Regions from separate parts of the Homo sapiens genome. Here region 1 is linked to region 2. Evidence: read pairs that join two places in POLR2A ChIA-PET (ENCODE). Cell type or tissue: Panc1. All regions are shown on one strand. Each heading gives the region's core, and the rest is flanking DNA. Links, peaks and the distances in the headings are about the cores only. Region 1 holds the start of LOC124901352 (a long non-coding RNA gene). Region 2 overlaps LINC02542 (long intergenic non-protein coding RNA 2542).

Region 1 (15,324 bases), core at 4,381-12,380, 400 kb before region 2:
AGAGGACAGAGTTAAAAAGAATCATCAAATCATCTCAAAGAAAAGTTCACTCCAACGCTGATTCCAACAGAATCCTTGTGATACATGCAAATGCTTTAAGTCAGGCCATGGAATCTATGCTATTCTAATGACAGACTGAAAATTCTGCACCAACAATTTATATTTCTTTCCTTCTTGCCAATTAAATCCTATAAAGCAAAACTGTGATTTATGAGTGTGGAATTTCTAATGCTAAAACTTATACACATATACGTATCTGGTACCTATAGATCTATATAGATATTTCTATTCACTTTTAAAAAGACTACTTTACATTATGGTGCAGCAAGTGAACTCATTTTGCTATTAGTTACACCAGCACAAGGCTAAGATGAGAAAAATTAGTATCAACAACTTTCCCAGAAACTAAAACTGGCTTTATGTTTTCAAATACAAGAATAATATAGGTACATTATAAAATATAGGAAATATGGAAAAGTAGAAATAATAAAAAAGTGTATTTATCCACTCATGAACAGCAACTGATGTCATTATGATCCATTTCCTTCTATGTTTTTTCTCCCTGCGCCTTTGGCCTGGTTGTGATCATTTGGCAATCTGCTAATTTCATTTGCTATTTTACCATGATACTCTCCATTTTACCAAGGTGCTTCAAAACATGATTAATTACATATTTTATTGTGTTAATATAACGTAGTTGAATTTACCATTTGTCTTCCTTTGAGCGTTCAGCCTGTTTCAAACTTTTTATTGCTATAAGTAAAACTACGATGAACATCTTTATTCATAAGGCTTCTATTTTTTCTGATTATTTCCTATACTGGATACCATGAAAAATTCTTGCAGGTCAAAGAGAATGATCAACTTAAGAGTGTATATTGCCAGTTTTTCCCCTAAAGAGTTACATCAAACAACACATTTGCCAGGAGCACATCCTTTTTGTTTCTATTATTGATTGAACCCTTAAAACCCAACCTTAGCAAGCTCCTGTCTAGAATCCTTATACAGGAAATTGGTTACACTCTCCTCACTGTCCAGGCTCACCTAACAAAGAAACTAGATGGAGAAAAAAAATAGAGGAAAAATAAAGGAGAAAAGTAAAAAGAGGAAGTAAAAGCAGAGAGAAAGGAGTGAGGGAGAAAGGCATGCAGGACGGCAGGAAGAATGGACTTTTATAAAGGAAACTGAATCTGCAAGTTTTCCCCACGAAGATAGAGTTTACACAAAGTAGTTCTTCTCAACCTTTTCTGCCAGTTCAGGACCAGGGATTTATTTGTCAAAAAAAGAGGTTTCAACTCCTCTTCTTCCTAAATAGCACTGTTCCCTCCTTAACCCTAAGCTTATAAAAACAAAAACACTTAAAATTAGCCCATTTTCTCCTTTTGCCAGGGTACATGAGTTTTCATTGCATCATCTCACTTGATTCTCCAGTTATTATGAGGTAGATATGATTACCCCAAGTCTACACATGAATAAACAAACTCAGAGAAGTTAAGCGGGTTCTCCTGTGTCCATCTGTAAATAGTAGGACCAGCTCTCCCATCCAGGTTTTGTAACTTTAATTTTACTCTGCTCCAAAATTTCTATGGCTTCCTGGTTTCTATTCACTTATCTGATTTCTCATGCTGGTATTGCCCTGGCATTCTTGGATTTTTGCCTGGGCTTTGTTTTTCTAGTCTGGGCTTCTTGTCTAGTTCCAACTGGTTCACATTGCTACTGCCTACTTCCCAACCTGCCAATTTGCCAACTTTGTATTATTGAAGAATGTGTTCATTTAAGAAAATTCCTTTCAGTATATTTTAGACAATGAAAAAACTTTATTAGAATTTCAAATATTTCCCCCTAAATGTAACCACTGGCTTCCTGTTCACTTATAGGTCTGACCTATTCCTCCACCAAGAGTTTCTAGTGTACCTACACCACCATGTTGGGTAAAGAAGAGTGGTTCTTCTTTGATGCCCTGTAAATTCTCCACACTGATCCAGTTGCTATACCATTGTAGAAAAAACTGCTAATTGCTTCCCGGATGTCCTGTTCTTCATGGACACATAGTTAGATTACATTTCCCATATAACTGAGTTCTGGCTGTTGGGATGTGAGTGAAAGTCATAAGTGCCACTTCCAGGCCTGGAAAAGTCTATTCTTCATATTTGTTTTCTTTTCACTGGCTTGAAGCAGACTTTTGAAGCCACATGTTGAAAATGACAGAGTCACAGATGAAAAGGATCTGAATTCCTGCTGAAAAGAGAGCCAGCCGTCAATGAGAAAAACCCATTTTAGACCTTATACAAGCAAGAAATTGCCCTCTTTTTTGTTTCATTATACATTTGGGGGTTTATATGTTTCACCAATTAGCCTACCCTAGCTAGCATAGCCATGAACATCTCTGTATAAGAATATTGCTAATTAAGGGGTGCCTCTTTGGTGTTGTGATTTGACTATAAAGCAGAATTAAATACACTCACACGTGAGAATTTTCAAAAAAGTTTGTGTATGTAAATGTGCATATTTGCGTGTGTGCATGTGTGTGCGTGGTTTTTAAAAACCAGTGCCATACAGTTCCTGGAAAGCTTTTAATCTATAAAGCAATGCCCTATATTTCTGCTTTGCCTTTTAAAAATGGCATGTAGGTTGCAGTGCACTTAACAGAATCTTATCCCAGGGTTGGAGGGGTGCAGAGTCTTGGAAGAGTAGAGTCTCATCACCCAATCCACAGAAGCACTTCTAGGGCAATCCCAACCACCTGCCAGAAAACCCACAGAGTCACCCACCAGGTAGGACGGCTAAGGAAGAATGGCCCCACAACCCCTCCCACTGCTGCTCCTCCAGCAGCAGAGTGTCATGAGCCTGACAAAGCATTCTTCAGGCTGCTGGAGATGTGATGAAGGATTAATCGAGAGGCTTTTGATGACTTATGAGATGTCTGTAGGACTTAGAAGAATGTGAGAAACACACAGTGACTTCCAGTGTCCACGTCCAGCAAACTAGAAGACTGGGCTGGGGGATGGGGTGGGGGCATTAACAGAAATAAAGAAGTTGGAAGGCAGAGGCGTTTGTTCTGAGAGGAAGACAATGTGTTCCACTTTGGTGCTGTTGATCTTGGGGCCAGCAGCCACTCCTGTTTCAGGCAGTCAGTAAGTGTCCTTTTCTCTCCTCTTTAGGCCATCCATCCTCTGTTATCTGTCCTTGGCCAAAATCCCTTATCTCTGCTTTTGATGAGTGTTTAGCACATCACTGAGTGATCCTGCATGCATTTCTAAGTATGGATACCCTTTTGGCGATGCTTTGCCAGTAACTGAAACTAAAAATAATAATAATAATAAAAAGCAAAGGAAAAGCAGCCAAGTATTATATATCCATATCTTATTTAATCCCATCCTCTTTAAAAAAATTTTTTTATAGATTCAATCAACTATCTGCCTGGTTCTTAGGCTGAAGCATAGTCTATACCATTTCTTCTATCATGCTTAGGCCGTGATACATTTTTGGGTTTATTTGTTTTATGAGTTAGCCTGCCTTATGTAGGACAATCATGAACATTTCTGCATAGCAACATTGATTAAAGAACAACTAACAGGTCTAAGTTGATAATTGAGATATTCACTAAAGTAATTGCATCATCATTTCAGCTGAGTTGTGGGCAGGAAAAAAACCCTCCTGATTCTAGATAAATAAAAAATTTCACTTAAAAAGTAATTTTTGTTTCTTAGGTTACAGCTCTAAATATTCTTGAAACATCTCAACTCTGAGCTTTTCTCCAGCAGCCTTTGCCTTGATCCACTCCCAGGTTCGTACCCTAAGGCATCATCACCTGAAACAGCTTCAATATCCTACTATGATCACAGTCCTTATCCTTCCAAAAATCTCACTCCATTGCTCCTGACATATTTTATCTTTGAACTCATGAAAGTTGCCAATGTGCTGTGATCACAGGTCATCCTCCATTCCCCTGCACCAGCCTGGGACCCCTCTCTCTCCCAGTTTCTTCTGATCCAGCCTAGACTTGGTGGCACATTGTTTCAGCACATTTCTTCTCAGAATCAATGCCTCTGCTCAAGCCCTGCTAATTGAGGACCTTTCTCAGATCTATGCCCCTATGGCCAGACTCTCGCAAACTAATGCAGAAATTCATGCTAAAAATATACTGCCTCTCACCTCAGCCAAGCTCCCTGGGCCACTGAGCCACCGAGCCACCGAGCCACCTTTTGGTTGATGAGCTGTCTTTCCCATTCCCTTCAGTGGCTGTTCCTAACCTCCAACACTCTCCCTAGACACCATATCCCATCCTGAAACTCTTCTCCCTCAGCAGATGATATTTCTCATATTTCATAGGGAAAAAAATGGTGTCTTTTAGGAGAGGACTTTCTCACACTCCTTTCCCCACACAGACAGATGTGTCTATAACTGCTCCATTTTTTCCTCATGTCCTGCAGAAAGAAACTATTACCTAAGACTGGTCCCTCCATCTATTCTTCTCCCAATTACTCAAGGTCTCTCCATTGTCATTATCTCTTCTCTTGCTTACATCATCAATTTTCTCTCAACTGGATCCTCCCCTCAGCTTCCTTCATTTTCAAGTTTCTCCCATAAAAAAGAAGCTACCCTTGATATATTCTTACTCTTTCTCGTCTCAATCAAGTAAAAGTTGTTTGTGCTTTCTATCTCCACATCCTGCTATTAATCCCTCAGTCTTTTGCAGTTTGCATCTACTTTAACTATACTATTGAAATTACTATTGCTAAGATAATTTCAATAATCTCCAAGTTTCTCAATTTAAAGACCAGTTTCTCATTCTCTTCCTTGACCTCCCTGCAGTAGCTGAGGCTCCTGACCACTCTCACCCTCTTCAAATGATCTCTCCTGGAGTCTAGAATAACAGCCTCCTTTGTTTCTCTTACCTCTCTGATCAGTCTTTTTGAGCCTGCTTCCTGGACTCTTCTTCCTACCCATGTTAAAAAAAAATGTTTTAAAACCAAACAATACCAACAACAAGAAGAATTCTACATTTGGTCCCCTTCTCCTCTCCCTCTTTGTACTCTTAACTGTCACTTGGTCACAGATCTGACTTCCACTGCCAATGCTCCAGCTCAGGGGGGTGTGAATATACTGTTGGATTGGGAACTGGTCACCCTTAGAATAAAATCCTTACTCCTCAATATGATTCCAAGCTCCTTAATGACCTGGCCTCTGAGGACCTCTCCACCATCCTCTGACCTCTCCCCTCTTTATGTCATAAGTGCCAGGAAAAAAAGATGAACGGAAGTAGCTACTGTTTACGGGACATTTGTCATGTACAGTACAGGTGAGTGGCTAAGAGCTAACTTAGAAGCCAGGAAACCTAAGTTCAGATCCTGGTCTGGCAGTTTGTAGCTATGGGACCATGAGCTCATTAAAAAGATCCCTTTGTGCTCTGCTTCCTCATTTGCAAAACAGAAATGATAATAGTAGCTACCTCATAGAGCACTATGAATATCTGTAAAATGATTAGAATTGTAGCTGGCGTGTAGCATGTATATCAAACAAACATTACTGGCCACATGGTCATTATGTCAGGTAATTTGCAAACAATGGTTTATCTCCAGGATTGAATGACATTATGAGTACCACATTCCTAAGGTAGATGCCAGAGACTTGCTTTGCCTCACCTCTCTTGCAGATAGGCATGTGATAAAGACACAGTGCAAGACTTTGATTCTAAAGAGAGCAAAGTGTAGATGCAGGCATTGTGTAGAATCCATTTTTTGATGAGAATAGACAGTGGAGGTTCTGGTGGTTAATGCCCAGTGTTAGCCATACACAGCATGGTGTCTGTGCCCAGAGATGGCAATGGTGCTTTTGCTGAAGCAGCCCTGGGGTACAGTCCAGGCATTTTATCTGGCTGGGTACCCTCATAGCCCAACCCCCCAGAGACTCTGTGATCTCTGTGGACTATCCAGAATATCCTTTAATGACTGACTTTCCTGCTTAAACTAAATATGGTGGGACCTAGTGTTGGCAACTAATAACCCTGGTTGTTCTTTTGAGTAATAAGTTCATCAATATATGTTTATTTTTAAATGGTTCCTGTTGTTTCTAAAACAAACAAAGTGCTACAACAGAAAGTTGCCTGTTGGCTCGGATGTTCTCTGCATTACTGGGGACTGGAGTTCTGCCACCTCTATTGCTCAGATTCCCTTGTCAGGTGTCTGCAGAGTAGTCTTGTCAATGGGAGGCAATGGCAGGAGATGTAAGGTGGCATAAAGGGATAAGCCACTTTTCTTTTCCTTCTCTGTTTCTGACCTTGTCCTAGGCGGTAACAACAGCAGTAGGTATGTGTGAGGTCCAGGCTTCTTGCTCTAGAAGCATGGTTTCAGAGGTGACGGAAGCAGTGCACACTCTGGCAGCCTTGGATCTCATTCCAACAACAGCTGTGGTGGGCGCAGGTAACTCTTGAGTTTCTTGACTCCTGGCTTTCCGCAAGGTAGTAGCTGTTGTGGTTCCAATGGGCCCACAGCATGGGTGGATACTCCAGTAACCCTAGTTACAGTGAGTGTGGACTCTGAGTAACAGCATTCTCCCCTTTACTTCCAGGCTTATGTGCTAGTGACTTCATATTGTCATCAATCTCTGGGTAACTGCACCACCTTCTTTTTTGCATCTCCAGCCTTTCCGACATTTTGTAACCAATTTGCCATATTAAGTAACTTCTGTTTAAAATACCTAGAGGGGCTTCTGTCTCCATGACTGACATAAGAACCAAAGAATATACTTTTTTTTCTGAATTCTCAGGAACATTGTTATTTGTGATTATACTTCCTCAAGGAAAAATTGTTTTTAAAGTAATATTTGAATAATCATTCATTGAACGGGAATGCTAGCTCTATACTACGTAAATAATTCATATATGATTTATGAAGCTTAAAAGCTTTGATTTCATCAGATAATGATGGTTGAAGACAGACTATCTGGGTTCAAAACTTGGCTTTAGCACTTGCTTGTGTGAACTTGAGTAAGTCATCGAATTTCTCTCTACGTTTTCATCTATAATATGGAGCTAACTTTAGTGTCTAGTTGCATAATTGCTCTGACAATGAAATGTGTCAATATATGTAAGCTTCTCAGGACAGTCCCTGGCATATTGCAATCACTCAGTAAATGTTAGGTGTGCTGTTATTGTTATTGCTGTGGTTTAGATATGCTGTGTTTGTTCCCATCAAAACTCACATTGAAATTTGATCCCCAATGTGGCAGTGTCGGGAGGTGGGGCCTAGGGGAAGTGTTTTAGTCTTGGGGGTGGGTCTCTCATAAATAGCTTGGTGCTGTTCTTGCAGTAGTGAGTGAGTTCTTGCTCTGGCAAGACTGGATTAGGTCTCATGGGACTAGATTAGTTCCTGTAAGACTGAGCTGTTAGGAAGCCAGGATGCCCCTTGGGTTTTGTCTCTTCAAATGTGTCGGTTTCCCCTGTGACCTTCACCATGTTGTGACGCATCAGGAAAGCCCTCACCAGATGTCAGGGCCATACTCTTGAACTTCTCAGCCTGCAGAACTGTGAACTAAAGAAATCTTTTTTCTTTATAAATTACCCAGTCTCAGGTATTCTGTTACAACAAACCATGCTGATTTTTCCTGAGGCAAAAAGAAAGAAGTCAAAATCTTTTAAAAATCCAAACAAATGATGAATAAATTATCTTAAATCTAAAGTAAAAATAGTCAAAAGATAAGTGGTTGCACCAGTTGGGAGAAGGAATTTACAGGCAGAACTCAGAGGATTTTTAGGACAGTGCAGGTATTCTGTATGATACACAATGGTGGATCCATGTCATTTAAAGGCGAGGAAACTAAGACACAGAGAGTTAAGTAGCTCACCCACGGTGATACAGACACACTAGAAAGAGGTGGAGCAGGGACTTGAACCCAGTGTAGTATGATTCCAGGTCCCGCGATCAGCCTCTCCGTGTACTCTCATATATGTCTCTTTCACAAAACAATTTGCTGCTATCTCTTCTTATACACCAAACCCAAGAGGCTTCTCTTCCATTTTCTTAATCCTAAGACAAATGTTCAAAACTATAAACTGCTTCTCTGTCTCATATTAAGTAATAACAGTTCTGACATTCTGGACATTGATTTAGATGTCTCCTTTTATCTCTATGTTCTTTGGAAGTGTCTATAATTATAATGCTTATACACTCAGACAAATATATGAGACATGGTTAGCAAGAGAGAGATAAATTTTCTCCTGGTCTCTATTATATTTTCATAGTGTTAAGAAAAATGCAGAGGACAGATAATGAAGCAAGGCAAGGAATTTGGGGAGGAAGCTTCTTTGATGATTTTTGGCTGAATCACCAGACAACAAATCAGATCTTGACTATCCTGGCCTGCCTAGATTTCTAAATCTTGGAGCAAAAAGAGAAGTAATGGTTAACACTGAGGTGCAACAGTACAGTAGTCCCCTCTTATCTTCAGTTTCATTTTCTGCTCAGTTACCCATGGTCAGCCTTGGTCTGAAAATATTAAATGGAAAATTCCAAAAATAAAAAATTCATAAGTTTTAAATTGCATGTTATTCTGAGTAGCCTGATGAAATCTTGTGCCATCTTGCTCCATCCCGTGAATCATCCTTTTTTCCAGTATATTTACATTGTATACACTACCTGTCCATTAGTCACTTAACAGTCATGTCAGTTATCAGATCCACTTTTGTGGTATGGTAGTGCTTACGTGCTTGTGTTCAAGTTAGCCTTATTTTACTTAATAATGGCCCAAACATGCAAGAGTAGTGATGCTGGCATTTTGTAATAATTGTTCTATTTTATGATTAGTTATTGCTGTTACTCTATTACAGTGCCTAATTAATAAACATTATCATAGGTATGCATATATAGGAAAAAAAACATATTATATACAGGGTTTGGTACTATCTGAGGTTTCAGGCATCCACTGGGGGTCTTGGAATGTATTCCCAGTGGATAAGGGGACACTACTGTGTAAAGCATGCGATATACATCTAATCCACACAGTGTCACAGATTGGTAATGGACGACTGTGTTGAATTATTAAAGTGTTTTAATTAGGTTTTCCTGCACTTCCAATAATAACTGTCCTTGGATAAGATACGCAATGAGTCTGCCTTATAATAATTCCACAGTATAGAACAATTAGAAGCACTGTTAGAACAATAAGCTAAGTTGTTTACATATTAGATACTGTTAGCATACATTATTACTGAAACAAAAATGCCTGTATAAAGATACTAGAAACACATTAAGATAAGTTGATGGGTAAACTCTAACTCTATGTTCTTGTTTTCACATTCTTTTGGGTATGAGTGCCTTCCTTTACTAACTTATTTACTTGCAAATAATTTAATTAGACAATTTTAGTTGTATTGGGTTTTGCTTTCTTCAAGTTGGGAGTGTAATGGAGGCATGTCCAGCTCCATATTCAGGCCTTTTCCTTATGGGAGATCTCTAGGATAGTAAGTAATGGCCATTTGTCACTCTCACTTATCATTGTTTGTCAGGCTTCAAGTCAGCAGGCAGAGAGGTAAGACAAGTGACAAAACCATCTTTCAAGAACTTCTGAGACTGTTCATTGCTAGTGGCAATGTGTGAAAGAGCTGCCAGTGCCTTGGGGAAAAGCAGGGAGCTTCCCATTTAGAAACAACTAGTGGATCACCCAAAGGCCATCCTCTCTGTGGCTTCCAAGAAGAACATGGACAAGAAGCAAGGAAATCTGTTTAAATTTGATGTTTGTTCCAAATGTCATTTTTGGTGATATAATTTTGAAGGAAGAAATTTCATTGTGATGGAAGTTAAAACACTTAGAAGACAGGAGAGCATAAAAGAAATGCAAAAATTTACATTACCAAGGTACCTCCAACATTCCAAATTTAAAGTACTTTTCAGTCTTGAAATAAGTGCAGTTCCTATTGACCAAACAAAGAGACAGATTTGGTTCTGGACCAAATGGTTCTGAACTCTTTTATTTTAATCATACTAAGTAAGATGCACAGTACCTGTTTTAAATATATATATATATACACACACACACACACACACACACACAATATATATACATACACATATATATAATATATATACATACACATATATATATAATATATATACATACACATATATATATATAAAATCTCCAATATTTATTTGTGACTACCATAATATTGGAACAGAAATTCTCACAAACCTTATGCGGCTTGAAAAACATTTTTAAAAATTAACTTGAATTAACAATATACTTAAAATGAGACTTCCGAAAAGATAGATCTTTCACTTTTAAATCCATTTTTATTGTCCTTACAAGGTGCCTTAATTATAATTAGAATCTTTTATGGCTATTTAATATCTTTTTCTCTTACAACATTTGCACTTGTCTTTTTTGTATAATAGTGTATAATAATATCACATTACATTAATCTTCAAAGTGATTGCAAAGAACTTCATGATGAAGATTAGCTTGTTCTATGTTGATTTCTATTTGTTGTTGATATCTGACTAAAAGCATCATACTATAACAAAGGTACCAAGTTATTCACTCTGAATAAAAGATTTGCCTTAGACATTGTTTATTGAACATCTCTCTCTTCTATCTCATCTCTGTATTGAGCCATTGGTCCTAACAGTATTGAGTTCTCGAAAAGTAATTATAATTTTTGTTGTTTTATGTTCTTCACCCATCACTGTATTTTACTACTCAATATGATAACTTCTATACTACATTGAGAATGCTGATAATATCAACCCTACTTGAAAAGCCTACATAATATGTAGTATATATATCTATATATACTACTATTTTTCCTGTTCATGCTTATTTTTAGCTAAGCTTTCTAATTACTAAAAATCTAAAGCCAGTTTATCTCTGAAATCAGATTAACACAGTTATAATTACCCACTGTTTATATATTGCAATTTTAAAAATCCATAGCCATATTCACGTCTAAAAAAATAGTGTCTTAAAAGGCACAGGGCCCATGGCTGTATCTCGCCATGTGTGACATGATCATCTCTGGTGTTCTAACATGACTTATATGGAAATTAGAGGGCAAGATATATTAGTGCAAACAAAAGTAAGAATCCCGTGAACCAGGAATCTGGGTTCTAATTTTGATTTTGTCACTTAATAGCATTATGACTCTTGGAAAATTCTGTTTTTACATCTGTAAAACTGGAATAATACTTCTTATTTCACTAAGTTTTTTGAGGCTTATATGAGTTATGACATTGTCCAATATCCTGCATGGCTTCAAATAAGTGGTCAATACATGTTAATTTCCTTTCTTCCTTTTGAGCTCCAGTTTCCTCATCTGTAAATCTGCTATAATATCTCTACAGCCAAGTAGCATACTGAAGCTGTCTTGTACCAGCTCATGGGAGCTAACTGTTAAATTTTAGGAACTTGGCAAGCCTTTTTCAAAAAAATTAAATTATATAAACCTACAATTAAGTAAATTATATTAAAAACAACGGCTACAAATATTCAAAATTCATTACTTCCTAATTATTTTACTACATATTTCTATTATTTAGGCTGTCAAGTTTATTTACATGTATCTGTGTGGTAGAAATACTACAAAAACAATGGCACATTCCGTGAAGTAACGTTGGAAGCTTGAAATGGTGGGAATATTTACACCACAAAGACTGTCAAAAGTTTTAAATCAGGGCTTTTTCCCCTAGAGAACCAGTTACTAAACATTTATGTGAGTGTTCCATATACCTAACTGATTTTGAAATGGAAAAGCACTCCATACATATAATTTTAGAAGTTCTTTCCAAGTTTAAAATTCGAATGTTCCTATAATCATGTTGAAATACTGTGCAATAAGAGAAATGGATGCTATTAGTGATCATGGAAACAACAGTAGTTAATAGCATGCTAACTGTAGCTTGGGACAGGTGGTCCTGAAGACTGGGTATAAAAAGTGATTGGCCCCTTGGATTTAAATAAATATTTAAAATGTGACCATAAGCATTTGGCAGCCATGTATTTCAAGAAGTAAGCCCTGCACATGGCCCTAAATATCATTTAGTCTCTCATTCTAATTATAATCTGTAATTCACTAGCTCTACTTTTAGAGCAGACATGACAATACTTGCATGTCTATTCTTTATGGTGTCATAATGTGCATTTATAAGGTGCCTTATTGATAAATAATTGTATCTGAGCACCCACAGCCTTAAAACCTAATTCCATAAGACATAAATTCTCAAATGAAGTAAAAGGTTTTTACCCTAAAAATATTTTTTAATTATTTAAGACCATGTTACCCACAAAGAATGGGTTGTTTACTCCAAAGTTCCAAGGGAAAAAAGAACTAAATATGGACTATAAAATACATGCTAGTGATGGAGTGTCATTATTTGCAGTATTCTTTCTTATTAGTGCTAAGAAAGCTCTTAAATCTCATAAACCTCTACTTTGAAGTAGCTGTTTACAACTAAGCCCTTTTTCATCTTGAAGTTAACATAAGGTTGAATCTGCTAAAAAACAAGTAATCTCAGGATGCCAACTTTAAAATAATAAAAAATCATAAATTGTAATGTTTAGAGGAAGTACTATAAGTCATTTCAAAAATAGAATCTGGAAAATATAAAGAATAAAAAGCAGGTTAACATTTGATTAATATTTCTAGCAATGATTTTATCTCATACTAAAATTTTTACTTATGCAAGAGAATAGTCTCTATTACAAATTACTTTATTATGAGGAAATCTATTCTAACTTGATTATATGATTTCAGAGGATATGAGAAAATAATATTTTATTGATAAATTGTACTCCTAAATTTTATATTTTGCTTTTAAATTATTAAACTATTTTTCGATCCACATTTTTTCGTGTATTAGTGCACAGTGTCCTTTTTAACATTATAATTATGAGACTGGGTATGGTCTCTATTGCTTACTGATCATGAATAAATTAATATAATTCTTCTGATTACTTTCTTGCACTCACAAAAATAAGGAATAACAAAACCCAAGAAGCAGTTCTAGAAAGGTTTTCATCAAGCAAAAGTTGATTTCCAAGGATGTTCCTATTTAAGATGATATTATACTTCTTTTCATATGAGAAAGTATGGTATGGTAAACTTATACAGAGGTTCCAAATGCCATCAAGAGAACAGTCCTTCTCGAGACTATTAACTTTTCACTAAAACACAGAACATGGAAACAAATGAACATTCACATCACTTAACACTGAGATCAGACTATGGAAATAATCTATTCAAATTGCAAGGAATCATGAGCTGGATTGAGGAAAATTTAAGTAAGCCTCAACTCACATGAAATGAAGAACATTTAGAAAATAATACAAGATTTTAAAAACCCCCTCAACTGCACCCCATTTGTCACTAGCCACAAAGAATGAGAAAAACCAGTCAGTTCTTCATGTTTCCTCCACCCCAGCCTTCACACACACACATCCTGTATCCCAATAAAGATAGGAGACAACGGACAGAACCCCCACCACTTGTCCTTGGGAGGAGAGATAATTCTATAGTACCTACATTCCTCCAGAGGTCCCCAGTGGAATTAAGTCCCAGTTGTCCATAGTTGGCAATGAGCTCAATCTACTTTGACTTTGTTTTTCTTTCTCTGTCTCACACTCTCTCACTCCAGTTTCTGGGGCTCATGCTGTAAATTAACTACCTGCCTCTAAGTCCTTATTGCAGGCTCTGAATTCAGGGAAACCCAAACTAAGACAAAGTCTCTATTACCTCCTTCTTTGGCTTCTTCATCCTTGTACTCACCCTTTGAAATTTAGCTCAGTGTCACCCCCTTGGAACAGCTTTACCTGACTGCCCTGACTCAGATACCTCTTTCATTAAAATATTATAATCATTGATTAACTAGAGTCTCCCTCACCATTAGATTGTAGTCTCCTGAGTATCAGGACATATTGGTATTGCATTTTTACACCAGTGCCTGGTACACTGTAGGCTCCAATAAATATGTGTCAAATAGGTAGCTGAATAAATGAAAAAAAAAAAGAATAAAAGGAGAGGAAAGGAAGAAAAACAAAGACAGCCTTCTGTTGCTAACATAAAATAAATTAGGAATTTGTGCTTGATCATCCCAAATGTAGCTCCCCTTAACCAAACTATATTTCCTATTTTCAGCTTACATACTCATCCCATAAAAATAACCCTGGAAAGAGCTTTCATATCTTAATTCCCAAATGAAATCTAAAGGACTTGCTAAGATGAAGGTATGTGAGATCATTTCAGCAGCAGGAGGAAAATAAAACTCTTTTTAGCTAAATCCAACACAAAATCATTCAGAAATCCCCTTGATCAATAATTTCAGGAGCAAAAAAAGAAGTCACAAGCTTACACTTGAAAAATTATTCATACCTACTACAGTAATGGTAGCAAACTCTGAAACAGTGGGACAAACCCTAGGCCAAATGCTAAATAAATCCTGTGCTGTGCCAGGTAGGAGATGCTCAGAGAGATCTGGGCCCTGCAGCCTGTCCCACAGAGCTGAAGGGGAAAGAGCTCACTAATGGGACACAGAGCTGCCATAACTCGTATTGGTGGAGTGGTGGGACTAACGGAAATCGCTAGTTAAATGACACTTTCAAAAACCCTTTCAAGGGAAAAAACTTCATCCTTTTCTTTCTGGGAACAGAGGATAAGGAGTAAATCCAGCCCTGCCTGGAATAATCAGGTGAGCTAACTGAGGTATACAGGAATGACAGCTGGACTTTCTGTCTCGCTAATGTGCAAACTCTTAAATCAGGAAAAAAGAAGGCACATGGTACAAATATAACCTTTCTAAGTCAGTATTTTATAAACTGCAAATTGTGACCCACTAATGGGAAATAAAATCAATTTATGAAACTTGACCATTAGTTTTAAAAAGTACAATGGAATGGAATAGAGTTGGAAAATATCAGAATGTTCACATTTTTGTGGGCACATGTATATGAATGGTGGGTCACAATATAAAATGTTTTCTTAACTCTAGGTTGTGGTTAAAAGTGTTTGAAAGTCCCTGCTCTTGGCTGGTGCTTCTCTTAAATGTGGTCCAGGGTTCCCCATATCAAAATGATAGTTCAGATAAAAATGTAGCTTCTTGGCTGGGTATGGTGGCTCACACCTGTAATCCCAGCACTTTGGGAGGCCGAGGGCACCTCAGGAGTCAGTTGTTGGCCAGCCTGGCCAACATGGTGAAACCCCATCTCTGCTAAAAATACAAAAAAATTAGCCTGGTGTGGTGGTGCACACCTGTAATCCCAGCTACCTGGGAGGCTGAGGCAGGAGAATTGCTTGAACCCAGGAGATGGAGGTTGCAATGAGCCGAGATCACGCCACTG
Region 2 (15,324 bases), core at 2,365-10,364:
ATAAACATTTAGAATTAGAACCAGTGTGGTGATGGAATCCTCTTTATCTAGTTATCTAGGAAATACAACCTTGGAGAGAAACTATGAATGGGTAAGTGGAGATGTGAACAGCCCTGTTTTGGTCTGCTAAAACTATCATAACAAAATACCACAGCCTGGGTGGCTTAAACAACAGATTTTATTCCTAACGTTTTGAGAGTCTCAGGAGCCCAGGATCAAGATGTTGGCAAAGTAGGTTTTATCCTGAGGCCTCTTCTCTTAGTGGCTGCTTTCTGGCTGTGTACTCACAGAACCTCTTTGTGAGCTTGTGAAGAGGGAGAGAGCTCCTTGGTGTCTCTTATAAGGACACTAATCCTATTGGAACAGGGCTCCACACTTATGACCTCATTTAACCTGAATTACTTCTGTAGAGGCCTCAATTGCCTGAATAGCTGTTTGAAAACATGATATGGTGTTAAATAGTCCTAGAGACTATTCAAATGAAAAGAAAAATTGTTCTACCTCATATTTCAAAAGAAGAGAGCTTGCACAATTTTCAGTGTTAACTCTCCTTTTGTAAAACATTATGAAAATCCTATTTTTCAAATGTTTTCCTGTATTACCTTGGTATGCATTCTGTCAACTTAAAGGGCTTTTTTCCCCTTTCCCATAAAACATAGTATGTGGCAATTTTATCAAGTAGAGACTGCATCTTTTCTGTTTACTTAATTTCTTTTTTAAAAAGACCAACTTATTTAGGTGTAATTGACATATAAATAGCTGTATACATTTAATATATGCATCTTGACGAGTTTGGGGATAAGTATACATCCATAAAACCAGCACCACCATCAAAGCCATAAACACATCCATCACCTCCCAAAGTGTCCTCCTGCCCTCTTTGTTGTTGTTGTTATTGTCTTTCTATAAGAACCCTTAACATATGATCTACTCTCTTAGGAATTTTAAGTATGTAATGCAGTATTGTTAGTGATGGGTGCAATGATGTATAGATCTCCAGAACTTATCTTACACAACTGAAACTTTGTACCTTTTAATTGTTCTTTTCCCATTTCTTCCTCTCCCTATTCACTGACAACTACCATTCTACTCTCTGCTACTGTGAGTTTGACTATTTTAGATTCCACATGTAAGTGAAATCATGCAGTGTTTATCTTTCTGAGTCTGGCTTATTCCATTTAATATAATGTCTTCGGGTTCATCCGTGTTGTGCAAATGGTAGGATTTCCTTATTTTTGAGGCTGAATAGTACTCCATTGTATGTATCTACCATGACTTTTTCATTCATTCATCCATTGATGGACAATTAGGTTGCTTCCATATCTTGGTTATTGTGAATAATGCTGCAATGAACATGGGAATGCAGATGTTTGTCTCTTCAAGATCCTATTTCAACTGTTTTGGATATATACCCAGAAGTGGGATTGCTGGATCATATATTAGTTCTATTTTTAATTTTTTAAGGAACTTCCATACTGTTTTCCATAATGGCTTTATGCATTTACATTCCCATCAACAGTACAGGGTTCCCTTTTCTCCACATCTTTGGCAATACTTACCTTTTATTTATTTACTTCTTTATTTTTATAACAGCCATCCTAGTAGGTGTGAGATGATACCTAGAGATTTCAGTTTGCATTTGTCTGATGATTAGTGATGTTGAGCACATTTATATGTACTTCTTGGCCATTTGGATGTCTTTTTTTGAGAAATTTCTTTTCAAGTTCTTTGCCTATTTTGTAGTCATATTTATTAATGTTTTTCTTTTCAGCTGTATGAATTCCGTATTATTTTAGATATTAATCCCTTATCAGATATATGGTTTGCAAATATTTGCTCCCACTCCATAAGTTGCCTTTTCATTTTGTTGATCATTTCTTTTGCTATCCAGAAGCTTTTTAGTTTGATGTAATACTACTGGTTTATTTTTGCTTTTGTTGTCTGTGCATTTTTTGCTAAAATTAACTTCGAGGAGCTTTTCCTCTATATCTTCTTCTCTAAGTCTTTATTTTGAGTTGATGTGGGTGCTTGGTGTAAGGTAAGAGTTTGTTTGTTTTACATGTAGATACACAGATTTCTATTCAATATTTATTCAAAAGGTTATCTTTCAATCTTGTGGATTTCTGGTGCCCTTGTCAAAAATTAGTTGCAAATGATGGGCAAAGACTTCAAGACTAAAACACCAAAAGAAATTGCAACAAAAGCCAGAATTGACTAATGAGATCTAATTAAGCTAAAGAGCTTTTGCACAGCAAAATAAACTATCATCAGAGCCTACAGAATGGGAGAAAATTTTTGTGATCTACCCATCCGACAAAGGTCTAATTTCCAGAATCTACAAGGAGCTTAAACAAATTTACAAGAAAAAAAAAAAAACCATCAAGAAGTGGGTGAAGGATATGAACAGACACTTTTCAAAAGAAGATATTCATGCAGCCAACAAACATGAACAAAAGCTCATCATCACTGGTCATTAGAGAAATGCAGATCAAAACCACAATGAGATACCACCTCATGCCAATTAGAATGGCAATTACTAAAAAGTCAGGAAACAATAGATGTGAGGCTGTGGAGAAACAGGAACACTTTTACGCTGTTGGTGGGAATGTAAATTAGTTCAATCCTTGTGGAAGACAGTGTGGCAATTCCTCAAGGATCTGGAACCAGAAATACCATTTGATGCAGCAATCCCATTACTGGGTATATACTAGAGGAAAGTAAATCATTCTACTATAAAGACACATGCATATGTATGTTTATTGTAGCACTATTTACAATAGCAAAGACTTGGAACCAACCCAAATGCCCATCAATGATAGACTGGATAAAGAAAATGTGGCACATATATACCATGGAATACTATGCAGCCATAAAAAAGAATGAGTTCATGTCCTTTGCAGGAACATGGATGAAGCTGGAAGCCATCATTCTCAGCAAACTAACACAGGAATAGAAAACCAAATACCACATGTTCTCACTCATAAGTGGGAGTTGAACAATGAGAACACATGGACCCAGGGAGAGGAGCATTACACACTTGGTCCTGTCAGGGGGTGGTGGGTAAGGGGAGGGAGAGCATTAGGACAAACACCTAATGCATGCGGGGCTTAAAACCTAGATGACGGGTTGATAGGTACAGCAAACCATCATGGCACATGTATACCTATGCAACAAACCTGCACATTCTGCACATGTATCCCAGAACTTGAAGTAAAATTTAAAAAAATTAGTTGCAAATGGATGGGTTTACTTCTGGGCTTTCTATTCTGTTTCACTAGTTTATGTTTTTGTTTATGCAACCACTATACTGTTTTGATTATCATAGCTTTGTAACTTTTTTTTTCAACTTTTACTTTAGATTCATTGGGTACATGTGCAGATTTTTCTTTACCTGGGTATATTGCACGATGCTGAGTTTTGGGGCATGAATAATATCCAACCCAGTTACAAAGCATGGTACCCAATACTCATTTTGCAACCTTTGCCCCACTCTCTTTCTCCTCCCTCTAGAAGTCCCCAGTTTCTATTGTTGGAATCTGTGTTCATGAGTACTTGATGTTTAGCTACCACTTATAAGTGAGAACATGTGGTATTTGGTTTTCTGTTCCTGTGTTAATTTGCTTAAGATAATGGCCTTCAGCTATATCCATGTTGCTGCAAAGGATATGATTTCATTCTTTTTTGTGGTTACATAGTATTCCATGGTGTATATGTACCACAATCTCTTTACCCAGTACACCTTTAATGGGAACCTTTGTTAATTCTATGTCTTTACTATTTTGAATAGTGCTGCAATGAACATGTAAGTGCATGTGTCTTTTGGTAGAATGATTTATTTTCTTTTGGGTATATACCCAGTAATGGGATTGCTAGGTCAAGTGGTAGTTCTGTTCTAAGTTCTTTGAGAAATCACCAAACTGCTTTTCATAGTGGCTGAACTAATTTACATTCTCACCAACAGTGTAAAAGTGTTCTCTTTCTCCACAGTCTGGCCACTACCTGTTGTTTTCGACTTTTTAATAATAGTCATTCTGACTGGTGTGAGATGGTATCTCATTGTGGGTTTGATTTGCATTTCTCTGATGATTTGTGATGCCAAGCATTTTTAAATATGTTTTTTGGCCACTTGTATCTCTTCTTTGAGGAAGTGCCTCTTCATGTCTTTTGCCCATTTTTAAATGGGATTGTTTTTCGTTTATGCAATTGTCTAAGTTCCTCATAGATTCTGGATATTAGACCTTTGTCTGATGTGTAGTTTGCAAGTATTTTCTCCCATTCTATCTAGCTTGTCTATTTACTCTGTTGATAGTTTCTTTTACTGTGCATAAGCTCTTTAGTTTAATTAGGTCCCACTTATACGTTTTTTTTGAGGACTTGGTCACAAATTCTTTTCCTAGACCAATGTCCAGAATGGTGTTTCCTCTGTTTTTTTCTAGGATTCTTATACTTTGAGCTCTTACATTTAAATATTTAACCCATCTTGAGTTAATTTTTGTATGTGGTGAAAGGTAGGGGTCCAGTTTCATTCTTCTGCATATGACTAGTCGGTTATCCCAGCACCATTTTTTTGAATAGAGAGTCCTTTCCTCATTGCTTATTTTTGTCAGCTTTGTCAAAGGTAAGATAGCTGTAGGTATGCAGCATTATTTCTGGATTCTCTATCTGTTCCATTGGTCTATGTGTCTGTTTTTGTACTAGTACCATGCTGCTTGGTTACCGTAGCTTTATAGTATAGTTTGAAATTGGTTAGTATGATGCCTCTGGCTTTGTTCTTTTTGTTTAGAATTGCTTTGGCTGTTTTGGGCTCTTTTTTGGTTCCATATAAATTTTAGAATTTTTTTCTAGTTCTGTGAAAAATGATGTTGGTAGTTTGATAGGAATAGCATTGAATCAGTAGATTGGTTTGGGTAGTATGGCTATTTTAACAATATTGATTCTTCCAAACTATGAGTATGGAAAGATTTTCATTTGTTTCTGTCATCTATGATTTCTTTTAGCAGTGTTTTGTAGTTCTTCTTTTAGAGATCTTTCATCTTCTTGTTAGATGTATTCCTAAATTATTATTTTTTTTTGCATGGCCATTGTAAATGAGATTGCATTCTTGATTTGGCTTTCAGCTTAAATGTATTGGTGCATAGAAATGCTAGTGATTTTTGTACATTGATTTTGTATTCTGAAACTTTACCAAAGTGATTTTTCAGTTCTAGGAGCCTTTTTGCGGCGGCGCTTTTAGGGGGTTTCTAGGTGTAGAATCATATTTGCAAAGACAGATAGTTTGACTTCTTCTTTTCCTATTTGGATGTCTTTTATTTATTTCTCTTGCCTGATTGCTCTGGCTAGCACTTCTAGTACAATGTTAGCAGTGATAAGAGTAGGCATTCTTTTCTTGCTCCAGTTCTCAAGGGAAGTGCTTCCAGTTCTTACCCATTCAGTGTGATTTTGGCTCTGTGTTTGTCAGAGAGGGTTCTTATTATTTTGAGGTATATTCCTTCTTGAGGAACATCATTTCTTGAGGTTTTTCATTTTTTTTTAATCATGAAGGGATGTTGGATTTTCTTGAAAGCTCTTTCCACACCTATTGAGATGATCATATGTTTTGTCTAGTGGTAATGAATTCCCTTAGTGCTTGCTTGTCTGAAAAAGTTTCATTTCTCCTTTGCTTATGAAGCTTAGTTTGGTGGGACATGAAATTCTTGGCTGAAATTTCTTGTCTTTAAGAATGCTGCAAACAGGCCCCCCATCTTTCCTTGCTTGTAAGATTTCTGCTGTTAGCCTGATGGGCTTCCCTTTGTATGTCATCTGACCTTTTTCTCTAGCAACCTTTAAGAGTTTTTGTTTAGTGTTGACCTTGGACAGTTTGGTGACTATATGCCTTGGTGATGTTTATTTTGAATAGTATCTCACAAGTGTTCTTTGGATTTCTTGTATCTAGATGTCTACCTGTCTAGCAAGATTAGGGATTTTTTTGAATTATTCCCTTAAATATGTTTTTCAGGTTTTTATCCTTCTCTTTTCATTCTTTCTCAGGAATGCCAATAATTTGTAGGTTTAGTCAATTTACATAATTCCATATTTTTTTGAAGACTTTGTTCATTAAAAAAATTCTTTTTTCTTGATTTTTGTCTGGGTTAGCTAAAGAGACTAGTCTTCAAGCTCTGAAATTCTTTCTTCTGCTTGATCCAGGCTATTGATAAAGCTTTCAATTGTACGTTGAAATTCCTTAAGTGAGTTTTTAAATTCCAGAAGCTCTGATTGATTTCGTTCCATGATGTTTATCTTTTCCTTCATTTCTTAGATTGCTTTAGAAGTTTCTTTGTGTTGATTTTCAATCTTACCTTGGAGCTTGTTGAGCTTCCTTGCAATCCATGCTTTAAATGCTTTATCTGTCATTTCCGAGTTTCCATTTTGTTGGTGACCATTGCTGGAGAGCTAGTGTGATTTTTTTGGTGGTGTTACTACATTCAGATTTTTCATGGTGCCAGAATTTTTGCACTGATTCCTTCTCATCTGGAGACACCGGCACTTCTAATTTTTGTAATTATTTTTGTGCAGGAGGGATTTTTTCTTTTTCTTTCTTTCCCTGTAATATATATGTTTTTCCTTTCTGTTTCCTTCTTCCCCTCTACCTCACCAGGGGATGCAACTGTAGAGAATGCTGAATAGGGTCTTTTGGCTTTACTTCTATAGTCTTATGCACTGTTTTTGGCAGATTTTATATTGGGCTGTGCAGTTTGACCAACGAGCCAGCAGATGGCACTTATAGGTAAGAGCTGGCTGTGGCCAACATGGCTGGGTATATACTTGATCCTTGTTTACTGGCAGAAGCTCTTTGTTACCTGAGGCAATGGGCTGGTTCATGGAATGCACAGTGGTGTGAGTTCTCTGCTCAGCCCGGAGGCAGTGGGGGCAACAATTGGTGGGACTGAATTGGGCAGGTCCCCTGATGGCAGGCACAAGCACCTGTGCTGTGTGAGAATCCAGTGGGTAACACCAGGCACGCAGAAATATACCTTGGCACAGAGCTGGGAAGCCTACTCAGCCCCAAGTTCTCTGCATGGGGATGTGTCTCGTGTGTGTGTGTGTGTGTGTGTGTGTGTGTGTGTGTGTATGGTGGGGGAGGGGTCTAAACTCCTAATCCAAGATAATGGGTACTTCAGATGCCTGGAGATCTGCCTGGCATGGATCAAGGAGGGTTCCCCTGCACCAAGATCTCTGCATAGGAGGTCTGGCACTCTGCATAGGGTAGCTCTGGCAGCTGATCCAGGCAAGCAGGTGCTTGGAATGCCTGGAGATCTGCCTGGGAACGGAGCAGAAAAAGCTTCGCTGCACCATGATCTATGTCCAGGAAGGATAGGGTGAATCAAGCTGCTGAACCAGACAAGTGGGTGCTCCAGATGCCTGGAGATATGCTTGGGTGTGGAGTGGAGAGGGCTGTGCCACACCATGATCTTAGGGAAACAGCCTAAGGCCCCAACAATGGCACATGCAGACCAGTTCTAGGTGGCCAAGATGGCTCTGGCTTAAGTCTCACTCTTCAGCAGAAGCTACAGCTATAGCAGTTCTCCTGTTCCAGTCTTGCAATGGAATGGAGGAGAGCAGGTGCTCCAATCTGAGTCTAAAATGCCTGTGTGAGCATGCCAGCAAATGTCCAAAGAATGGCTGACTTTGTATTCACCTGAATTAAAAATGGTGTCCAGTTCTAGGTCCAGGTGTGGGAAAATTTCTGTACCTTTTCCCGGTGTCTTTCCCAGTGTCTCGAGTAGCTGGCCTTTTCCCGAGTTAGCGCCAGGGTTTGGGAGAAACAAAGCGCACTCTCTAGGTTTGGGTTGCTCAAGGTTTGGGTTACACAGATCCCCAGTGTAAAGAAGAGTCACAGAGGATGTCTCTGCTTCTTTCGCAGACTGGGCTTCACTCATGTTTATCAGTCAGACACCATCATGGGGGCTGTTTGCCAGCATTCTCCTTCCTGGGATCTGGAGTGTCCTTAACGATTCTGGAAGATTCCTGTTTTCCTTCTTCTGTAAAATAATTTGAAATGAGGAAGTGTAATACTTTCAGTTTTGTTCTTTCTCAAGGTGGCTTTGGGTATTCAGGGTTCTTTGTGAGTCCATACAAATTTTAGAATTATTTTTTCTATTTCTGTGAAAGTGCCACTGGAGGCCGGGCGCGGTGGCTCACGCCTGTAATCCCAGCACTTTGGGAGGCCGAGGTGGGCGGATCACGAGGTCAGGAGATGGAGACCATCCTGGCAAACATGGTGAAACCCCGTCTCTACTAAAAATACAAAAAAATTAGCCGAGCGTGGTGGTGGGCGCCTGTAGTCCCAGCTACTCCGGAGGCTGAGGCAGAAGAATGGTGTGAACCCAGGAGGCGGAGCTCGCTGTGAGCCGAGATCGCCCCACCGCACTCCAGCCTGGGCGACAGAGCGAGACTCTGTTTCAAAAAAAAAAAAGAAGAAACAAAAAAAAAAGAAAGTGCCTCTGGCATTGAATCTGTAGTTTTCCATGGGTAGTATAAACATTTTAACAATATTGACTCTTCCAGTTTATGAACATGGGATATCATTCGGTTTATTTGTGTCTATTTTAATTGCTTGCATCAATTTTTTTTTTTTTTTTTTTTGAGACGCAGTTTCACTCTTGTTGCCCAGGCTGGAGTGCAATGGTGCGCACTCAGCTCACCGCAACCTCCGCCTCCTGGGTTCAAGTGATTCTCTCCTTCTTCAGCCTCTCGAGTAGCTGGGATTACAGGCATGCACCACCACACCCGGCTAATTTTGTATTTTTTAGTAGAGACGGTGTTTCTCCATGTTGGTCAGGCTGGTCTCGAACTCCTGATCTCAGGTGAACCCCCCCGCCTCGGCCTCCCAAAGTGCTGGGATTACAGGCATGAGCAACTGCGCCGGCCACATCAATGTTTTATAGTTTTCACTCTGTAGTGTCTAAAGAGTGTGAAAAAATATTTTGTGGTTTTCAGAGTATAGATTTCTCATCTCCTTGTTAAATTTATGCATAAATGTTGTGTTGTTTTAATGCTATTACAAATGGCATTGTTTTTGTAATTTCTTTTTCAGATAGTTTGTTATTGGTGTATAAAAACACAACTGATTTTCATATGTTGATTTTGTATCCTGCAACTTTACTGAATTCATTAATCATTTCTAACAGTTTGTGTGTGTGTGTGTGTGTGTAGACATTAGGATTTTCTATATGTAAGATTATGTCATGAGCAAACAGAGACAATTTAACTTCTTCCTTTCTGATTTGAATGGTTTTTATTGCTTTTACTTTCCTATTTGCTCTGGCTAGGACTTCCAGGATTATGTTGAATAGAAGTGTGAGTGTGCACATACACTTCTTTTTCCTGACCTTAGAGAAAAAGCTTTTAGTTTTCCACTAATAAGTACGATGTTAGCTGTGGGCTTGTCACATATGGTCTTTATTATAATGTTGAGGTGCATTCCTTCCTACCTAATTTCTTGAGAGGTTTTTTAAAATCATAAAATGGTGTTGAATTTTACAAAATGCTTTTTTTTCTGAATCTATTGACATAAACATATTATTTTTTCTTTCATTCTGTTAATGTCTTCATGTTTATTGTGTCTGTTGAACTATCTTTGCATCCCAGAGATAAATCCTACTTGATTATTTCATATGATTATTTTAATGTGCTGTCGGTTCAGTGTATTTATATCCAGTTTGTTGGAATATAATTTTTTAACAGTAGAATTTTATGGTTCTTTATGTGGTATAAATTAAAATGCTTTCCCTTTAATTTATATTTTTACTTGGGTTTCCTCTCTTTTTTTCTTACTCTAGCTAAAGGTTTGTCAATTCTGTTTATCTAAAAAAAAATTCTTATTTTTGTTGAAGTTTCCAATTGTTTGTCTAGTTTCTATTTCATTTATTTCACTCCTAACATTATTTCCTCTCTTCTGCTAATTTTGTGCTTCATTTGCTTCTTTAAAATCCAGTTCTTTTGGCCAGGCACGGTGGCTCACATCTGTAATCCCAGCACTTTGAGAGGCTGAGGCAGGTGGATCACAAGGTCTGGAGATCGAGACCATCCTAGCTAACATGGTGAAACCCTGTCTCTACTAAAAATACAAAAAATTCGCTGAGCGTGATGGTGGGTGCCTGAAGTCCCAGCTACTCCGGAGGCTGAGGCAAGATAATTGCTCAGACCCGGGAGGCAGAGCTTGCAGTGAGCCGAAATTGCACCACTGCACTCCAGCCTGGGCAACAGAGCAAGACTCTATCTCAAAAAAAAAAATAAAAAAATCTAGTTCATTTGAGGTATACAGTTAGGTTGTTTATTTGCGATTTTTATTTTTTCTTGATGTAGACCTTATAGCACCAAACTTTATTCTTTGAGCTTTTTTTCCTCAGCACCCTGTAAGTTTTGTACGTTATATTTCCAATTTTGTTTGTCTCAAGATATTTTTTGATTTCCCCTTTGATTTCTTCTTACACTCATTCGTTCTTTAGGAGTGTATTTGTTAATTTTGCATATTTATAAGATTTCCAATTTTCCTCTTATTGATTTTTAGTTTCATACTGTTATTGTTAGAAAATATACTTGATATAATTTCAGTCTACTGAAATTTGTTAAGATTTGTTTTGTGGCTTAACATGTGATCCATACTGGAGAATATTCCTTGTGCCTTTGAGAAGAATATGTATTGTAATGCTATTGGATAGAATGATCTGTTTATGTCTGTTAGGTCTATTTTTCTATAGTGTTGTTCAAGTTCACTGTTTCTGTACTGGTTTTCTAAATGGGTAATCTATCCATAGTTAAAAGTGAGGTATTGAATTTACCTACTATTATTGTAAAGCTGTATATTCCTCCCTTTAGTTCTGTTAGTGTTTGTTTCATATATTTAAGTGCTCTAATGTTGAATGCATATATACAGTCATTCCTTGGTATCCTTGGAAATTGATTCCATCACCCCATTTACAGATGCTCAAGTCTCATATAAAATGGCATAGTATTTGCATATAACCTATACATATACTCCTATATACTTTAAATCATCTCTAGATTACTTGTGATATCGAATACATATATATGTGACCCAAGTAGTTGTTATGCTGTATTGTTTAGGGAATAACTACAAGAAAAAAAAGTTCTTACATGTTTGGTACAGATGTAACCATTGTAACCCTAACTGTATTTTTAATTTGTGGAACTGGTGGATGTGAAAGCTGTGCATACAGAGGATCCACTGCGTTTATACTTGTTATATCTTCTTGAGGAATTGATCCTTTTATAATTATATCACATTCTTTGTCTCTTGTGACAGTTTTTCACTTAAAGTGTCTTTGATATAAATATAGCTACTCTTGCTCTCTTTTGGTTAGCATTTACATGAAATATCTTTTTAATGTCTTCACTTTAAGCCTAAGTATATCCTTAAAACTAAAATATGTCTCTTATAGGCAACATCTAGATGGATCTTGTTTTTGTTTTATTTTAAATCCATTCAGCTAGTCTTTGTTTTTTGGTTGGAAAATGTAATAAATTTAAACTGATTTAAAGTGGTCATTGATAGGTAAGGACTTACTATTGTCATTTTGCTAATTGTTTTCTTTTATTTAGAGCCACTTTTCTGGCGTCTAATAGTTTTCTTACTGTGTTGTAGCTCCTTTGTTCCTTTCTCTCTTGCTGTCTTTCTTTGTTATTTGAATCAGGAGGTTCTAGCCTGATTTTTTTGTAGTGGTATGCTTTTATTCCTTTATCTTTTGTGCATCTAATACAGATTTTTTCTTTGTGATGATCATGAGTCTTACATAAAACATCTTATAACAGTATTTTAAACTTATAACAACTTAATTTTAATTACATATGAAAACTCTAAACTTTTATTCACCCCATTTTATGTTATTGATTTCACTACTGACATCTTTTTATAATATGTAATCATTAACAAGTTATTGAAGCTATATTTTTTAAAACTTCTGTCTTTTTAACCTTAACACTAGACTAAAAATGATTTCTGCACCATCATTACAGTATTATTGTACTGTGAATTTACTCTATATTTACTTTGACCAGTGAATAACAGCTTGCTGGATGCAATATACTTGGTTGGTGATTGTTTTCCTTTGACACTTTGAATATATCATTCCATTCTCTCCTGCCTGCAAGGTTTCTCCTGAGAAATGTTCTGATAATGTTATGCAGCTTCCTTTGTAAGTGATGAGATGAGCAGCTTTTCTCTTGCTGATTTCAAAATTCTCTGACTTTGATTTTTGACAATTTGATTAAGATGTGACTCAATGAAGATCTCTTTATGCTCAACCTATTTGGAGTTCTTTGGGTTTCATGTAGCCACATGTTCATTTCCTGCTCCAGATCTGGGAAGTTTTGTGTCATCATTTCTTTCTTTCTTTCTTTCTTTCTTTTTTTTTTTGAGATGAAGTTTCATTGTTGTTGCCCAGGCTGGAGTGCAATTATGTGATCCTGGCTCATTGCAACCTCTGCCTCCCAGGTTCAAGTGATTCTCCTGTCTCAGCCTCCTGAGTAGCTGGGATTACAGGCATGCACCACCATGCCTGGGTAATTTTTTGTATTTAATACAGACAGGGTTTCACCATGTTGGTCAGGCTGGTCTTGAACTCCTGGCCTCAGGTGATCCACCCTGCTCAGCCTCTCAAAGTGCTGGGATTACAGGTGTGCACCACCACACCCGGTCATCATCATTTCTTTAAATAACCTTCTAGCCTTTTTCTTTTTCTCTGATCCTTCTGAGATTTCCATGATATGCTTATTGGTCTGCTTGACAGTGTCCCATAAGTCCTATATGCTTTCTTCACTCTTTTCATTATTATTGTTATTATCTTTGTTCCTCTGACTGGGTAATTTCAAATGATCTGTCTTAGTGTTTGCTGGTTCTTTCTTCTACTTGACTGATTCTTCTATTGAAGCTCTCTATTCTTTTTTTCACTTTAGACATTGTATTCTTTGGCTCCAGAATTTGTTTGGCTCTTTTTTTGTGGTTTCTCTGTCTCTATTGAACTTCCGATTTTCTTTTCATGTATTGTTTTCCTGATTTTGTCTAGTGTTCTGCACTCTCTCATAGTTCACTGAGCTTTAGGATGGCTATTTTGATTTACTTATCATGGAATTTATAAATCTCCCTTTCTTTGGGGTTAGTCCACTGGAGCTTTATTTTGTTACTTTGGTGCTGCTATATTTCCTTGATTCTTTGTGCTCCTTGTAGACTTGTGTTACTCTTGTTGCATTTGAAGAAGTAATCGTCTTCTCTACTCTTTACTGACTGGCTTCAAGAGAGAAAGACCTTCACCAGCAAGCCCAGCTAGAGATTCTGGGAGTCTCTCAGACTTTTTCTGGATGTATCAATTTTACTCTTCTTGTTCTCTATAAGAGGAGAAATTTTAGGGGTTGTGTGCTGTCTCTGGATTCTGCAACACCAGGTCTGGTGCTATGAGGCTCCCATTTATTTTTCCTAGGGCAATGTTCAAGGTTATTCAAATCAGCAGGGTTGAGCTGTCTGCTAAGATCCACACCTTCTGTTGAGATATGTGTGCTATGAATGGGATTTTATGTGGGCTATGCACAGGGTACTGTCCATGGGGAGGGCATGTGGGGTCCTGGAGGCATGTGTCAGCTGATTATGATGGTCCTCAGGTGAGTCATTCTGCGGGCAAACCTCTTGGTGGAATGTGAAAGCTGATTAATAGGATTTATGTCTAGCCTTTTCAGTGCGTCCACTCTTGGATTTTGTGTTCCCCTGGAGTGCTGAAATATCAGTTAGACTCTGTGATTCCCACAAAGATATACTCATCCATGGGTAGTTACCAAAATTGGTGTTTTGGCGGGGCATGACATCTAGAATCTCCTAATCCATCATCTTGCTGACATCCCTCCCTGTTTTCATTGTTGTTATTTTATTTAATTAATTAATTTTTTTTTGAGATGGAGTTTCACTCTTGTTGCCGAAACTGGAGTGCAAGAGCACAATCTCGGCTCACTGCAACCCCCACCTCCTGGGTTCAAGTGATTCTACTGCCTCAGCCTTCCCGAGTAGCTGGGATTACAGGTGCGTGCCACCACACCTGGCTAATTTTTTGTATTTTTAGTAGAAACAGGGTTTCACCATGTTAGCCAGACTGGTCTTGAACTCCTGACCTCAGGTGATCTGCCCGCCTTGGCCTCTCAAAGTGCTGGGATTACAGGTATGAGCCACCGTGCCCAGCCTTCGTTGTTCTTATTATTATTATAAGATGTCCATTTATCTTCATGTATAGCTGATAATGCTCCAGTTTTTATTCTCATGGTGATTCATATGGGAAAAGTTAGTTTGTATGATTATTTAGGAGTCATCGTTCCTTCATTTTAGACAGTTTTGCTTACTTTTTAGGAAAAAAAAACAAAATTTGATCTAACCTAAATGTGAATTATGATTCAGAAGAGTGGAAGGCATTATCATTTCTGTGGCTTCAAATACCAATGTTGCTTGTTTATCTGTGTTGCTAAGGTTGACTTTTGTTGCTCTCCCTCATGTATTGGGATTAACCACACTGACTGAATGGGGATTCTTATGGTTTGAATTCTGTCCCCTCTAAAAATATTGAAGTCCTAACTCCCAGTACCTGTAAATTTGACCTTATTTGGAAACAGGGTCTTTGTAGATGATCAAGTTATGGTGAAGATTGCATCTTTATAACAAAGAGAAGTTTGGACATGGAGATACATGCGCACAGAAAGAATGTCATGTGTAAATTGGAGTTAGGCTCCCCAAATCCAAGGAACTCCCAGAAGCTAGGAGACAGACCTGGAACCATCCTTCTAAGGTTGATGCCTTTGGGGTGAACATCCTGCTGACACCCTAATCTCAGGTTTCAGGCCTCCAGAACTGTGAAACAATAAATTTCTGTTGTTTGAGCCACTCGGTTTGTGGTACTTCGTTAAAGCTGACCTAGAAAACTAATAAAGGGCTATTATATAGGAATCCATACTTTTCATGGTTGCCCCATTAGCACTCTATATTAAAAGTTCTATATTAGGAGAGTTTGAGGGAGCACAAACTGTCAAAACCACACCTAGGAGAAGTTTATTTCAGAAACAGAAATTAAAGAGTCACTCAAGCTGGTAAATGTACTGAGTCTTTAGGCCCATTATACTAATCTGTCTCTGATGTGCCTGGCCCATGGGAGTTACTTGTAACTTATGAGATGCAAAACCCTGTTGGGCTCATATGTGACTGGGAAGTGCCCATCATTCATTCATTTCTATTTTATTAGATCTTAGGATATTTAATGTGCCAGTATTCAGAGTAATAAAGATAGAGCTGTGAGT

Evidence for each region. Peaks named below come from ENCODE experiments on the same cell type or tissue, not always from the same donor. Only the 100,000 strongest peaks of a DNase experiment are listed, where the experiment ranks them.
Region 1: POLR2A ChIA-PET joins it to region 2 with 5 read pairs; 1 of 35 experiments calls an interaction of 5 or more read pairs at or near these places.

What each region holds. Positions count from the first base shown.
Region 1 is chr6:82,402,360-82,417,683 of GRCh38, reverse strand. It overlaps LOC124901352 (a long non-coding RNA gene), which reads right to left and starts at 9,962. Exons shown (of 2, transcript XR_007059664.1): 1 at 4,899-9,962; 2 at 1,798-2,238. In Panc1, for the core only: no CTCF peak of the experiment used is centred there; DNase peaks (open chromatin) are centred at 8,235 and 8,593.
Region 2 is chr6:81,997,752-82,013,075 of GRCh38, reverse strand. All of the region lies in intron 3 of LINC02542 (long intergenic non-protein coding RNA 2542), which reads left to right. Among named protein-coding and RNA genes, the nearest start is that of LINC02542, 96 kb to the left of the region's middle. In Panc1, for the core only: CTCF peaks have their summits at 6,551 and 6,750 (motif pointing right); a DNase peak (open chromatin) is centred at 6,752.